Regions from separate parts of the Mus musculus genome. Here region 1 is linked to region 2. Evidence: chromatin loops called from intact Hi-C (ENCODE). Cell type or tissue: heart. All regions are shown on one strand.

Evidence for each region. Peaks named below come from ENCODE experiments on the same cell type or tissue, not always from the same donor. Only the 100,000 strongest peaks of a DNase experiment are listed, where the experiment ranks them.
Region 1: a loop joins it to region 2, with 2.7 times the contacts of the local background. A loop is called at or near these places in 11 of 42 quality-filtered maps.

Annotation. Positions count from the first base shown.
Region 1 is chr9:63,646,374-63,654,373 of GRCm38, reverse strand. It overlaps Smad3 (SMAD family member 3), which reads left to right. Exons shown (of 9, transcript NM_016769.4): 8 at 1,749-1,893; 9 at 3,989-7,607. The coding sequence ends at 4,112. Among named protein-coding and RNA genes, the nearest start is that of Aagab, 48 kb to the right of the region's middle. In heart, a CTCF peak has its summit at 4,019 (motif pointing left); DNase peaks (open chromatin) are centred at 469, 2,553, 3,313, 4,023 and 1 weaker place.
Region 2 is chr9:63,701,998-63,709,997 of GRCm38, reverse strand. The region is part of intron 1 of Smad3 (SMAD family member 3); the gene reads left to right. Among named protein-coding and RNA genes, the nearest start is that of Gm51710, 26 kb to the left of the region's middle. In heart, a CTCF peak has its summit at 541 (motif pointing right); DNase peaks (open chromatin) are centred at 2,097, 3,467, 4,877 and 7,267; H3K4me3 peaks cover 389 bases; H3K27ac peaks cover 3,610 bases.

The DNA.
Region 1 (8,000 bases), 56 kb after region 2:
TTTAAGATGGACACAGGGTGGTTGTGACACACCCAGAGCTATTAGTCCCCGGCAAACAGCCTTGATAGCGAGAAAGGCCATCTACCTGTGGGATGATCAGGAAAGGTATCCTGGAGGTGATAGGTGTCAGGAGATGGTGGGGTGAAGTTTTCGAGGGCATGTACCGGAAAGGACAGTGTGACGAGGGTGGGACATTGGGTGTGCTGGATAGGGGAGCCATGTAAAAGACAAGGAGATATTTAAAAGGCATCCTGGGCTCAGGCCTTGGATCAGTGTGATAGTTCTGGGTTTATTCTGTAGAGCCGAGGTCTTTCTGGGGGTGTCCCCTGGACCCCTGAGAACTGCCAGGCTGGAACTCCCCTACTCCCAAGGCATAAAGCCAATGCACTCCTCATACAGTATGTGGCCTGTGTCCAGCCGGCTATTGCCTGGGACACATTGTAGCTCCTCGACCGTTTTGCTGCTGAGAAGATGACAGTGGGCTGTGGGCGGGGCCAGCCAGATTGTAGAAAATCTCAGCTGGGAGTAGAGCTTTGTTTGGGCAGCTTCTGTGGTTTCATTTACAAAGCACATTCACATCGCTGGGTTCACTCAACTGTAGCGATCCCTGTGGCTCTAAGAAAAGGCTAGGGAGAGAAGTTCTGAGAGTGAGCAGCTTCTCAAAAGACCCAGAGTTTTGAGGAAGCCAAAGCAGGGCTGCGCCATGGAGGACTCTGGCTGACTAGCCTGGTGTTCAGTCTGTTGGCTCAGCTGAGGCTGCAGTCCCAGAGGGGCTTATGGACCACGCTTTGTTTTACCTCCCTCCTCCAGGAGCAGGCAGGGGTGGAGGTGGAAGCTAGGTGGTATATTCTCAGCTTGCTGCCTTACCCCCTCCACCTTCACAGCTGGTGACGGCTAAACTGGCCCTGGTAGTGTCCTGTTAGCTCAGAGACTGTTAGGGCTCTGATAACCAAGCCTAGCTTCCCCCACCCCCAAAGGAGATGGTGAGTCAAGAGAAGCAGAACAGAGTCACACAGCAAATGGGGTCTCTGCTAGTCCACCGGCTACTGGACACGGACTCTGGCCTTTATCTTCTGGGTCATGCAATCCTGGCACTTGGATAGCAAGACTTCAAACAGGTTTATTTTCAGTGTTATTAGTGCCTGTCTCTAGCTATACTATGGAGAATTTAGATACACTTTGTTGTTAATGTCACCTCAGACCAAGCCTGTATCCGGAGGCTACCATGTGACCCAGCTATCTTCCCCAGCCCGAGCATGAGACAGGGCTATCTGGTGGAAGGTGCTCTGACCCTCTGCAGAGCATCCCTATGTTAGCAGGTCCCATGCCCACCTCATTGCCATATGCCCTGCTACTGTAGCAATGCAGGAGCACCTGTCCCCAGGTGGCTACCACACAAGGTATTGGAAACCAAGCTCAGGTGCCCTGCCTCTCTGAAGCCTAGGGTTCTGCCTCAGCCTCTCCAGGCCATACCTGTATCACCTGAGCCCACTTCCAAGCTTCCTTCTTGGCATCCCAGCATCTGGAGGTGGCTCCTATAGGCCGGCCTGTAGCATCCCTTGCACATGCATCTCCCTGCTAAGGGTGTGCAGATCAAGTGTAGTAATAGAGAAGGCCTATCCTTGCATGGTGATGAGCTCAGAGCAGATAGCCACTGGGTGGGACCGTAGTATGCCACTTGAGGTGTGTGAATCCAACTGTTCGGGTGGTCCTGGGATTGGCTTATCTGACTTGTCTATGGTTGGCAGGCTGCAACCTGAAGATCTTCAACAACCAGGAATTTGCTGCCCTCCTAGCTCAGTCTGTCAACCAGGGCTTTGAGGCTGTCTACCAGCTGACGCGCATGTGCACCATCCGTATGAGCTTCGTCAAAGGCTGGGGAGCAGAGTACAGGTCAGTGCCTAAGCTGCCTTTAGTGGTGGTAGAGGGAGCCAGCTCTAGGCAAGGCATGACAGCCAAGGATAGCGTCACAGCCTTAGTCTAGTGCTCAGCAGCTCTCAAGCACCATCAGCATTTCTAGGCCCACTGTGGGGACGCTGGCATTATTCTTGTAGAGATATGGAGGCTAAAAGCTTATGGAGAGTCAGGTGGAAAAGACAGGTCCAGACTTGGCCTCTCCTGGGCTGCTGTGTCCTCAATTTCCTTGGGATGGATTCTCAGGATGACTGTCTTCCCTGACAAGGAAGGAGATTTGAGTGTTTTATAGAGAACAGCTAATTCATGTATATATTTTCATTTAAAGAATGCCAGTTAGCACTTTAAACATGGCACCAGTAATAGCAAGGTCTACCTGGTCTGCTTGGTTGAGGCCCCTCAGGCTGTCTAGACTCAGTTTAATGAGAAGGCAGTCTCCTTTTCCCATGCTGGACAGGAGAGGTCTGGGAGGCAGGGCCACATGCCCTTCTGCTCCATGCCTCCTCCCTGGCCCCCAGAGTGGAGCCGCACAGAGGTACCCACACGTCAGCTGCAGCCAGCGCCTTGCAAGTTCCTCGCCCCTTCTCTTCATTTTTCCAGATGTTTGGAATCGGTTTTGTTTTGCAGTCATTCTGCACCCCAGCCAAACCCATTTCAATATTGGCTCCGGGCCACCGTTTGTAATGAAACCCCGATGAGCATGACTTATGGAAAGTCAGATTCTCAGCAGAGGACGGAGGTCTGTAAAATCTAACCTCGCTGTCTAGGTTTCAGAGCTGTTGCTCTTTCACGGATGCCCCATGGTGCCAGTGAGCAAAGTACCCTGGGCCTTTGAATCTGAGATCCAGGGAGGGTCACCAACAGCTCAGACTGCAGAATAACTCCCAGCCATGCTGTGGTGACCCGGCCCAAAGGTCTGGCTGGGCAGATGCCTGAGCCAACCTTTTAGCCCAGGATTTAGATCATTTAGGGAATCAGAGTGAAAGGTTAGAAAATTAATTCTTTAACGCACAAACCCCGAAGGAAAAGAACTGGGAGGCCTGCTTGCCTTCAGGCAGGGGGCCCAGGCTGTGAACCTCCCGAACTGTTCAAGCAAAGCACTTGAGGCTTGAGGGAGGGTTAGCCTCGGGATGATGGCCCCAAAAGTGGTACAGCACCAGGGCCGCCCATCTTCAAAGATTGGCAGAAGCCCCTCTCTAGGGCACTGTATCACCACGGAGGAAACCCTGCCAGCACACCCCGTCCTACCCGGCTTACTGCGTCACTGCCGCCTGGCAGCATAGCACGGCAGGCAGCCTAGTGGCGGGTGCGGCCCCTTCCCAGAACAGCCATGCCCTCCTGCATTGTGGGCCAAACAGAGTAAGGTTTCAGGCTGGTTCTTTAAAGCAGCTGTAAGCGGGCCTGCAGCCTAGGCCTCACCTCCAGCTGGCACCCGTATGTCGCCACAGCAGATAGCCTTTGCTCGGTGGAGGCTTCTGGGAGCTTGCCTGTGAGCTGCGTCACCAAGCAGTCTGAATTTAGACAAAGTGCTTTGAGGGAAAAGAAATGTGTGGTGTGCCTTGGTTTTTCCAGTAATTGTTCCCCGGCTAGCTCTGCTGGTAATATTTTCCAAAATAAGCCGTAGATGGGATTATAGCAGCACCCTGGGACTTGAAGCATGTGGCCCTGTCAGTGCTTTGTAAAACGCCCTCCATCAGACAGGCATGTCATGACAGCTGCGGGGCTGGCCCAAATCTGGAAGGGGGCTGCAGGCACCTACCCAGTGGCTAAGCTAGGAACCAGGGAGACCTTAACTCAGGCAGGAGGTTCTACATGGGGGCTTCTCCCGGTTCCTGGAAACCGACCTTCTTTAAATCTTTGAGGTCCTCTCCCTCCAGCAGAACCCGACTTACACAAAGCCCTCCCAGGAGGACTGGTCTGGTTCAGCCACATTTGCTAGTACCACCTCTAGGCACTATTTACCTATCTAGCACAAAGAGAGATCTCTGTCTCGGGGTAGCAGAAAGCAGTGTGGTAACTCAACTTGTGTGTGTCCTCAACATTTTAATCTCTCACCTCTTCCCTCTTCTTCCAGGAGACAGACAGTGACCAGCACCCCCTGCTGGATTGAGCTACACCTGAATGGACCCTTGCAGTGGCTTGACAAGGTCCTCACCCAGATGGGTTCCCCGAGCATCCGCTGTTCCAGTGTGTCTTAGAGACACTAGGAGTAAAGGGAGCGGGTTGGGGAGGGCGGGCTTGGGGAAAATGACCTTGGAAGAGAACTCCATCCAACTTGGTCTTGTCAAAGAACACCGATTCCACTCAACTAAGGCACCAGCCTGTTTCTGAGACCACAGAAGAAAACCCCAGGGATGGATTTATGAACAGCTGTGTCTGCTACATACACGTGCCCCTGTCTGAAGGCCAAGTGATGGCTTCTGTTCTGGTGGCTTGAACTAACAGGTGGTGTATCGCCACCTGACTCCTTGTTTAATGACAGAGGTCTGGGATGTCACAGTCCAAAAGGAAAGTGCCTTTCTCCATGGCTGGAGTATGGAGTTTACCTTTGGAGAAGTTGTAATGGAGCATGCCCTGTCCCACCACTCTCAGAGAGGGTGTACCTGTCAAACTGGATGGCCTACATAGGTACTCCCCCCTACCCCTAGGATGCAGAGAGACGGGAACACGCCGGAGGGTAGAGCTGGGGAGAACCCATTCTTCCTTGGAAGGATCCGCTGAAGGTCAGCGTATAGGTGATGTACAGTTCCTAATATCACATCAGTCTCAGAGTGTTCACAGGAAGCAGCAAGGGCACTCGTGGAGTATGTGTCCTGGGTGAGGTGGCACCACACCGAATGAATGCATCTCTGGGAGCTGGCACCACAACCCTGATGTATAGGCTGTGTTGGTTTATGGAGACAAGTTGCATCAATGAATTCACCTAGCATAGGCTCTTTGAAATGTCCTCTGTTTGATAAAAAACAATCCTGGGTACGTATGTTGGCTGGAAAACCACAATGGACCCTGCCACTGCTTCTTGCCCTGAGGTTTGGAAGCTGAGAGTTATAGAAGCCAATTCACCAGGAGGTAAGACATCCCAGGCTGACATGGGCAAATGAAAAGGGCTATTAAAATTTTTTTACACCTTGGAAAATTGCAGGCTTGGTGCAGAGCGCTCTGTCATCTTCACCCTGGGATGTAGGATTACCTAGCTATGGTAAAGGATTGCCACAGCAAACTGTGACACTGTGTAATGAGCACTGTTCCCAGCGGCAATTACAGAGAAAACGAGTGTAAATTATTTCAACTGGAAAAAAGTCCCTTTCTTGGCTGTTTTAGAACAGGGTACACAGGATCGCCACCTGCAACTGGTACTCGCTTCTTGGCTGCTGCTTCTGTTGTGAAAAGACGAGCCCATGTTTCTGCATGGATTTCCCATGGAAGTCCTGTCCTGCTACAGAGGGGAAGAAAGTGTACCCTCCAATGTGATAAATCTTCTGATGCCCCCAGACTCTTGGAGCACATCCTGGTGCCCCTCCTGCAGGAGCCTGTGGCATATTTCCAGCTGGGCATGCTGATCCTCCTTGAGACACAGATGCCTGTGTGAGTCTCCGTTGATACAATTCTGAACCCCTCAGGTTCTCTGAAAGGGCACAGACCATGGGCGTGAACATTGTGCCGTACCTGAGATGGTCTGTGGACTGCTGCTTCAGACACACGAGTCCTCGGAACTGCCTGGCTGCCTGTCACGCATGCTCTGAGTCAGAACACACCAACGCTCTGCTGTGGCTCCTAGGGAAGCATTCATGGTCCTCTGTTATCAGCAGGGGTTTATGTCACTTGCTGTCCGGTTTCCTAGGGGCTTCCTGTGCCCCTTCCCCAGCTATCCTCCAGGTGGCTAGGGACAGTCTATTCTGCTGCAACTGGAAAGTAGAGGGAACCGGCACTGCTCAGAGCAGATGGCGGCTTCTGGAGGCACACAGTGGGAGTACACCCCTTCATGTTATTGGCCAGTTGCTGGAGAATGCTGTAGGAGAAAATTCTAGGCAGGTCTACTCTTGGCATCCCTGAGAGTCAAAGGCTTGGAGTCTAGGAAAGGTCACACCATGATGGAGAACACAGGTCATTTGGGTACGTGTAATCAAAGTGCCCTCCCAAATCAGTTCTCCTTTTCGTATGAACAGCATCTCTACTTTTAAAGAGGAGTTGAGGATCGAGAAGATGACAGTGCAGCAGTGGGTGTGGCCTGACTACATGTGCTGTTCCAGCCCTGGGTGCCCACTGACACCGACCCCCAGGCAGAGGCCTTTGTCTTCAGCACTCCTGAGAAGTTGGCTCTTTACCCCTTCTCCTCTGCTGCCCCTCCTTCCTGCTGGTTCAGGTAGCCCCAGCCACGTGGGTTAGAGTCCTGTGCTGGCCTGCCATGGCAGCTGGCTACCTTCCAGACCAACTGTAGAGATACCTGGCATTTTGAAGAAAGCCTAGACTGGAGAGCAGGGCCTCTCTTGGGAAGGACACAAGGCGGGCAAGGCTGCTGGCAGACTTCTCCACTGACCTGAGTGTGCTTTTTTTTTCCCCTAAATGTATTGCATCAAGCCTCAGTGCTTATGGAGTGCAGTGGTCTTCATCTTCCCCAACTTGCTTCTCAGAGCTGGGATGTATTCCAGAGCCTGATGTTTTTATTCAAACCACAGAAAAGTTTTCTTTAAGTAGCCTGTGCAGTCATGCATGTGCCTGAGTTGTCTGGAGCAGAGGCAAACATCTGACTTCATTCTTAGCCCCAAGCTGCCATTTCTGAGTCCTTGAGAGGCTGAGAAGGCTCTAGCTTTGTACTGTATTCTTACTGTGTGACTAGATGCGTGAGCGCTTTACATTAGAAGGAACCTGGTTAGAGCTCGCTCCTCCTGTCTTTGTGTGGCATTTGTGTTCCATTACCGGCCCCTTTAAGTAACGGCCTTCACAGCACCTTCCCAGTGGGTAGAAAGCCACACACCAGGATGTGGGTCAACCATGAAGATGTGGCATTGCAGACGGGGGAACATGTGGATGCATGGCTATCGCCCTGAACAGTCCCTGCAGCTACTTGTGTTAACACAGAACTGATGTTTAGCATTCTGCCGCTTTCGTATTTATGTAACAATTCCTTAAAGCCATTCAAATGGCTAACTATTTAATTTCTTTAGGACAGTTGTAAAGGTCTCTCTCCTGAGGACAATGACTTGGAAGAACTGGGGCACAGCCAGTCCCAGACACTGGTGGAGGCTGCAGTGACTTTTTTTGGCTCAAGATCCACAAGCATTAGAGTAGACTGGGCCAACAAGTCAACAAGTGGTGGCGTGTGCAAACGGGCTGCCCTAGTCAAGCCCAGTCCCTTCAACAGTATGTCTGATGCACCACAGGCCCTCCCTACTGGAAGTGGGAACTTCAAATGGAAATTGGAGCCATCTTTTATCCCAGAAGCCTTTGCTGCTGCCAGGGCAAGTGGGCTGGTGTGGACTCTTGTTTAGGAGGCTGAGGTTCTTGTCACTCCTTAGCCAGCCAGGCCTTTAGTGTCTTTGTAAAAAGCATGTATTTATAGTGTTTTAGATTTTTCTAACTTTTGTATCTTACAGCATTGTACCCCATTGTTAAAGAGCCGTGTCCCCTCTTCTTATAAACGCCCTTCTAATAAACTTTTCACCGTAAAGCTCCTGAGACAGGAGCACAGTCTGATTCCCTGCTGCTGTCTCTGGGGAAAGGGATTTACAAGGGGACCCCAGCAGGTCCTGGGGGCTTCAGAGCTCAGCAGGTGCTGATACCACAACACTGAAGTAATACCTGCCCTTAACAAGGGTACCCTATAGGACGCCCTGGGTTCCCCAGATATGGTGCTAGTCAGAGACACATACTGGAATGCCCCTGTTCATTCCACCTGTACACCAAGGCTATTCCCCTGCCTCCAGCCCCTGCCCCGCAGGGCCTTCCCTCACAGTCCTCTGCCGTGCTGTCACTGTCTCACATTGCCACTCTCTTTCCAGAGACACAGAAAAATTACAAGTCGTGCCTGTGATGCCATTCTGAATTCCAAATTCAAAATGAGATCTGAAATGCATGTCAACCTCAGG
Region 2 (8,000 bases):
GTGAACTCCCTGGGAATCCTCAGGCTCACCTCCTCCAGGAAGCCAATTTGGACTACACCCAGTTCTGTCTGCGTGGGTCCTCCTACCACTCAAATGGGCATCTGTCTCCTCCATGCATCTCTGCCTACCCTTTGGGAACTGGGGCCATGGCTGGGCTGGTTAACGGGGTCCCAGGGTAAAATAATAGTCCATTTTGAGGACACAGTGTTTATAGACACTCATCAGTCAAAAGGCTCAGCAGCAGACAGATCTGGATCTTTTGACTTCAAGCTAGATATTTTTCCTCGATGCTGGTCTCCTCCAGGGGGTGATGACCCCCGGTTATCCTCACATAAGACTGTGAAGGTCAGAGAGTGCTGGCTGTGATAACCAGCAGGACCCTAGCTTTCAAAAGTTCAACTCATTCATTAAAAATAAATGTGTGTGTGTGTGTGTGTGTGTGTGAGTGTGTGTGCTTGTGTGTTGTATCTGTTAGTTGGTATGGTCATCATGTGCATGCAGTGCCTGCAGAGGCCAGAAGAGGGCACCAGATCCTAGGGAGCTGGTGGTACAGGTGGATGTGAGCCACCTGGTATGGGTCCTGGGAACCAAATCTATGTCCTCTGCATGAGCAGTTCAGTGCTGTTAACTGCTGAGTTGTCTCCCCAGCTCATCTGTCACTAAAAACAAACACCCAACCAAGCCCCAACCTTTTTCATTATGTTTATCTCTGTGTGTGAATGTGTGCAGGTGTATCTGTGAAAGCCAGAGGTCAACCTGAGTGGGTATAGGTTCTTCCTGTCCTTCTACCGTGTAAGTCCTAGGGATAGTACTCAGACTTGATGGAAAACACTTTCATCCTCTGAGCCACCTTGCTGGCCCAACAGCGCACCCGCAAGCAGCACTCTGAGCCCACACCATGTCATCTTTCCTGCACACTCACTAGGCCACACTGGTGGGCTTTGAGCAGGTGGAACAGAGAAGGGGGGAGGGAGGGAAGAGAAAGAGAGAGTGGGAGAGGGAAAGGGAGGAAGACTGAGTTTCTATGCCTGCATCTCCTGTCCCTAAAGGAAGGTCTCTCTAAGCCATGGGGGAGAACTTTCTCTATGGAAATCTGGCATTAGTATCCATGGACCTGGAAATACACTGGACCCTGTTTAAGTGATCCTGCAGGCAGGGGTGAGGCTGGGTTGGCAGAGTTCCTGCCTAGCACATACAAAGCTCTGGGTCCATCTCCAATGCCACATAAGTCCAGCACAGTGGCACATGTCTGTAATCCCAGCACTCAGGAGGCGGAAGGAGGAAAGTCGGAAGTTCAAGGTCATCCTTGGGCCCATATATGCCTGAGTTTGATGACAGTTTGGGACACAGGAAGCCTTGTGTCAAAGAGCATTGTACACAGATGGGGATTTATGCTTGGGTCTTCCAGGGAAGGTTCTGGAACATCTTCTTCAGCATGCTTCAGTGGGGTACTGAACACTTTCCTGCCAAGGATCTGGTGCTGGCTACATAACCACCGTGGAGAGCACCCTGTACACTAGCAGCTGTGGTCATGGCAGTGGGGTGTAGCCCATGTGGAGTCATTTCTCACCACAGTACACGCTACCGCCGTCAGATAAGGGCTCTAGGTACCTTTGGCTGAGAAATGGCCATTCTGGGTTTGGTGTTTGCCAACAAAGCAGTGCCCATGATGAGGACATGCAGATCTAGGATTAACAGACTCAAGCCCTTACCCACGGTGTGCTCACCTAAGATTTGGGTGGAAAAAGAAATCAAATACAATCACAAAAAGCACCAAACAGAGTTCCGGTCAGACAAGTTGCATTTCACTAGGCAGCTGGTGTGGGGTGTGGTATACAGCTGTGAAACAGCTGGCTGCCAGGTGTAGAGCCAGCTTGACCACATGTGAGAGGTCTCCAGGTTCCAGGGCCTCTTCATCTCTGTACATAAGACCCCCATCTCAGAGCAAACTAATAAGACAACATCTGGCTGAGATTTTGATCTCTCAGCTTTGCATGTGTGGGTACCGCACACATCGTCTTAAAGTCACAAGCATCCTACTGCCTGGGTGCTGCCATCATGAGCCAGGCTTTATGTCACAGCCCTGTTGCCAGTGTTGCAGTACCTCCGGGGCTCCTGCCAGGTTAGCTCTGGCCTATCTCTAGTTCACTACTGTGTTCTCTGAGGCCAGCACTGATATGCAAGGCTCAGTGCAGGCATGTGCAATACCTGCTGATGTGCATGGCACAGCAGAGGTGTGTGCAGCACCCATCACTTGGAGCTTGGACTGGTGCTGGGTGGATGTATGTAGAGTTCCTGGAGAGGTCAAAGATGAGGGAGACACTGTGAGTCTTGGGGGATTGAGGTCAGGTCCAGGAGGACAGAGTGGAAGTAGTTCCGGGTTGGCCAGAGAGACAGAGCAATGGTGCTGATGTCATAGGGTACCCAGAAGAATGTCGTTACTTAGAGGCCACTGGGTGACGACAGTCAGGGCAAGTGTCCTTACCCACTGAGCCACCTTGTCAGTCCAATATTGAGCTTTTAGTTTTATTTTTATAGGTGTGATGGTACATGTGTCTCTTCTAAGCGCTTCGGAGGCAGAGATAGAGGCAGAGGCAGGTGGATGGATCTCTGTGAGTTTAAGGCTAGCTTGGTGTACACAGTGAGTTCTAGGCCGGCTAGGGCTGTGTAGTGAGACCCTATCTTGAAGAAAAATAAAGACAAAGAAATTGATCATGTCAATGTCACAGTCAGGAACTGGGCACTTTCCAGGGCCTGGAGCTCCCTAGGGTGTCAGAGGGGATCGGAGAAGGGATGAATTTCTTGTATCTCAAGCCCCTGCCTTGACATTGAGTCTCATAACATTCATAGGACACGGCCTTTAAACAAAAAAGTGTTTCTATTTTTGAATCCTGTTTGTTTCCTTTTTGGAAGCAAAAGATGTGACCTCTGTAACACACGGCCATTGTGACTGAAGGGTAGACCTGGTAGAGGTCCCTGCTTAGGATGGTGACTGCATTGGGCAGTCTCTTGGGGGATCTCCTGAAGAGCCAGCTAGCCCATCCTGGGGAATGAGAGGGCTGAGCTCTGTGGAGTGGAGTTGTCTGGCCTCTGGGTAGATGGTAGGATCCATCCTTCACGGACTCCTTGAGTCTCTGAAGAGCAGGTTTTAAAAGAGGGGTGGGTCTCTGCGGCGGCTGCTGAAGCTCTCCCTTTAGAAAGGAACGTCTCAGGATTGCAGGGGGACCCAGGGTCCCTGAATCCATGCCCTTCGTCAGTGCCCCACATCTTGGCATCTGTAGCTTGGTGGATGCCAGGCCCCTGCATCTTTGTGCACAGATACAGTGACCTATTTCCTGTGGCCTCTTCTCCACCCTGCCTGGGGGGCTGGGGTGGGAGGGTAGCTCTCCGGCTGCCTAGGACTCTGAGTCACAACCCCGGCGTGGAGCCCGGTGGGGATTTCCACGCGGCCTCAGTGCTGTCTTCTCCTGTTTCCTGTCAGCCTGTGATGCAGGCTGGCTGCCAGCAAGGGCCCTTGGCACTTCCGGCCCCAGTCACCAGCCTGCCTATCATCTCTGAGGACACTTTAGTCCCCTGCTCTCTTTTGTCCCTGCCTTGCCCTGGATGGGCAGCTCCTGGAAACTGTGAAGGGCTGTAGAGGGGCAGGAGGGAGAGTATGTGGGGAGGGAGAGCTGGAACAGGGGCAGCTCTGCTCAGTCAGGGGCAGCTATACTCAGGCTCTCTTATGCTGATGAGAGCATTCACGAAGGAGGCAGGACAGCAGGCCCTTGTCCATTCAGCTTCTAAGGTCACCAGAAAGACGTCTGATTTCCTTAGGTCTCCCTAAAACATCTATGACTAAACCAGAGGAAGTCTCCTTAAATATCTGCTGTTCTGGGATGAAAAATACTAAGCCCCAGAGAAGTAAGTGGATGGAGAGAGTAGCTCCTAGCTTCGATTTTAAGCCAGGATCTGTCAGGATAGTTTTGGGGAGGGAACAGGGCTTTGGGGGTTGGGTAGCTCTCTGTCCAGACCCTGCCCTGTGAAGAGGAAGCCATAAGACTGCCAGCTGTGACATTGGCATTCTACAAATCTTTTTTTTTTTTTTTCATTCCTGAATCAGGTGACAAATCCCATGAATTGGTTTTGAGGACCAAATCATGTGTTTCAGAGATCAGCCCCCACTCCTGGCATATTGTAAGGCCCATCACAGGGCAACTGTGTGACAGTGCTGCCGTCACCCCTCCCCCATTCCAGCAGTCCTGTCCTGGCACCACATCTGGTGCACAGCAGGTGCTTAGCCCCTGAATCCCAAAGTTGGGGTGATTAGGTTGGACTTACATTGAAGGTCCCTAAAGAATGGGGCTAAGTATGTTTCTGCGGTGACTCTTGGACTGCTAGAGTGGACAGACTCTTAGCAGGTCCCACCACTCGTGAGAACAGGTATGATAGGAATGTCCTCTGGTGTCCAGCAAGCCTGGGAAAGAGGAATGTGTGCTCCCCTGTCCCAGCTTTTAGGTGTACTGCAGGTACAGCTGAAGTGCTGGTTAGGCTCTCACCTTTTTTGTTTAAAGGCCGTGTCCTATGAATGAATGAAGCCAGGATCAGTGAGTGCCAGGGTGCCAGGTGCCTCAAGACTTGTTGATCTCTGCAGGGAAAACATTCACTTTATCCTGAGCCCAAGGAACAGAGGATTGATCGTCTCTGAAACAGACAAACAGATGGGCAGACAATCTATTTCCCTAGGCTGGGAGATTGCTTCATTGGTGAAGGCCCAGGATAAGGGCTTGAGTTCAGTCTCCACAATGAGGCCGGCCAAAGGCTCTTATCTATGCTGAGAACATTAGTGAATGAAATGACACAAAAAGCTGTCAGCCACCCAGCTGCCACTGAGGGAAGGCCTCCAACAGCTAATAGCCTTTCTAAAACACACACACACACACACACACACACACACACGTCTGTTGCCCACAATACCTAAAGGGAACATCCTGGAATAGATATAGACTGTGGAGTGTCATAAGTAGCTACTGAGAATTGAACCTGGGTTCTCTGGAAAAACACCATTGCTCATAACTGTGGAGCCATCTCTCCAGCCCCAGAAACTGTTTAAAAAAGAAGGTGGGTCGCTTCTGAGTAACAACACTTGGAGTTGACCTCTGGCCTCCCACCATACTCATGTGTACATGTGCATACACGTACTCATGTATACATGTACTCATGTATACACACATGCACCAGTAGGAACCACATGTGTGGTATATACATGTGTGTGTATGCACACACACAATGACTAGGGGGCGAGAGGAAGAGAGGGGAGAGAGGAGAGACGGGGACAGAGAGAGGAGAGAGAGAGGAAAGGGAGAGAGAATCTAAGAATCTAGTACCTTCAGAGAAAATGAAATCTTTGAGAAGAGATTAGATGGTACATTTTGGGAATATTTCCAGAAAAGAAAGGGACTTCTCTGTCCTTGGGAGTGTAAGATACCTTTATACCCAGTCACACCCCCTGGATAGGCTATGCCGGTCAGCAAGCAGGTCCCATAGATTGAGAGCCTTGCCTGTGTCTGCTGAAATAGAAAGTGTGAAGTTCTGCATATGATTTCAGCTTTCATGTGGCCTTGAACCCCTCACTACTGTATGCCCAAGTGAAGGCATCTGAAGAGCTGGGCAGACGTCCAAGGGCAGCCGGGAAGGCTGGTAGCCAGATGACCCTGACTTTGACAAAGGTGGGAACCCAAGCCTGGCCTTAAAGAGCCAGAAACTTCATCTTGGAAGTCTGGAAATTGAGATGGCTGGCTCCCACTGACTAGCAAGAAGCTGAGGGACAAGTCAAACCAGGAGTCGACCACTGCAAAGCACAGGTACTGTGAATTTACCCTCGTGTGCTACATCATGATGTTTGGCTAAGGAGAAGCTGTATGCATAACAGCTGTCCTCAAAGATTATAATGGAGCTGAAAAGAAGTCCCATCATTGGTTATGTTATGGCTGTCATAGCACACTCTCGAGCACACACACACATGTCAGGTGATATAGATGTGGAAACACCTGAGTCTCATGCCTGTAGAATAAAAACAGAGCACATACAATCCTACCCAGAGAATAATAGTGTTCTACCGGTTTACATATTTATTATATTTTTATTATTTTAGAACATACTTCCTAATGATTTGGAGCCTCATTTGTGAGGTTTGGGAACAGGGATGCTGGCTTCCACAGACCAGCAAGTATCTGAAACACCAATCAAGCCATGATTACAAATCAGACCACAAGCTTTTTCACTGAGGTGCACTGGAGAGCCAAACGGTGCCCACAGACGATGCCACACTGTGCTGACGGAGTCCGATACCCTGTGTTTATGCATCTCTTGGCTTTGTCATTTTCTCCTGTGTATGATGTAATCTCTGGTTGATTTGCTCATTGTAGCCTCAGGAGTCAGAGGCTATACCATATATGTGCACAGCACCCCCAAACCCCCGCCCTGACATAGAAGAGAATGCAGTGTGGCAGTAACTGAGTGTAAGTCACCTAGCCAAGCATTTCCCAGAATGCATGTCACCATGCTCTTGTGGGCACCTACTAGGGAAGCCAAGAGGGCAGAAGGGCAGAATAAAGGAAGTCAGGAGTCACCAGAAGTAAACTTGGTGAACGTCTGTGGATGGATAACTGGGCACACCTCTGTGCAACTTGCTGACCCAGCCCCTGATGCTAGACCTCCCCCCCTTCTGTTAGATGCACCTGAGCCCACGAGCTCCTGTGCCAGCCACCTACTCTTTTTCCCACTGTGTTTGCAGGAACCTTCTGTGAGGTGGCATTTCTGGATAAGCCCAAAGGGCACATGCTTTCCTCAACTAGTACGAATATGTGCCCCCCCCCCTTTATTGTCATTGGTCACACCAGACACGAGCCTGTGACCTGAGCTTCAGTCCTGCTCTTCCATCCCGTTGTAGACGGAGGCAGTCAGCGCAGGGGAACATGACCCACCACTTTCTCAGCCTTCTCGGCCCCTTTCACTTTTATAGTTCAGCAGACATCTGTGATGGCTTGCTTCCAGAGTGCGTGGTATTTATTTTTGATTTGAAATATGAAAAGCATTTTTTTAAAGACAGCTGAGTCCTCTGAGCCATGCCCAAGGGAGCAAATGGTCTGAAATGTGAGCCTTGTGCTCACTGAAGCAGGATGACAGAGGCTGCTGCCGAGCCGATTTGGGCTGGCTTAGGTCACCGCTCAGCTCAAGCGCGTTGACCAGAAGAGCAACTTGTGGGCAAGAGCTGCGGCCGAGGGGCGATTGATTCCAGCCGCTCACTTAAGTGGGAGCCCCACATGCTGGGTTCCCACAGGGTGGGACCACGGCCTGGGAACCCACACACAGGCCCAGTTAAGCAACTTGCTTGACTAAGAGTTATCTGTCTTGGCAGGGCCAGCGTGTGGGGGCGTTCGTCCCTGGGAAACAGTCTTTGATGGACAGCTGCGAGTCCCTGGGCTGCTGTTTGGGTTTCGTCTTTCCTCATTTTAGCTCTGTGCGTGCTGGTGCTCTGGTGTCAGAGTTTATGTCACTTCCTTAGAGTGAGTACAGGTAACCTTCGAGGCCTTTTGGGAGCTTAGTTCCATCTTGTCAAGGGGTGTCAAGCCAGATGTTCTTGAAGCCTTCTTTACACGTCAGGAGATTGGAGCATGAATTGTGATTCCTGCCCCTCATTTCCTCTCGAGTGGTGGGGTGTATCCAAGACACTGTGTCCGGACCCCAGACTTCTGGGCTCCAGACGGTCAACCTGTGTCAGCCATGAAAATACTATAATTTGTCATTCTGTGTTAAATGGCCACTCCCTAAAGATGACTTTTTTCCAGTCTTATCCATGGCTGTCACTCAAAACTTTAAGCAATTTCTGGCACACAGTAGGCCCTCAGGAAATAGATCTCCCTCAGCTTGTGGATAGTGTGGCTGGCTCCAGTGGTGGTGTGGCACTGGCGTGTGTGTGTGTGTGTGTGTGTGTGTGTGTGTGTGTGTGTGTGTGTGTG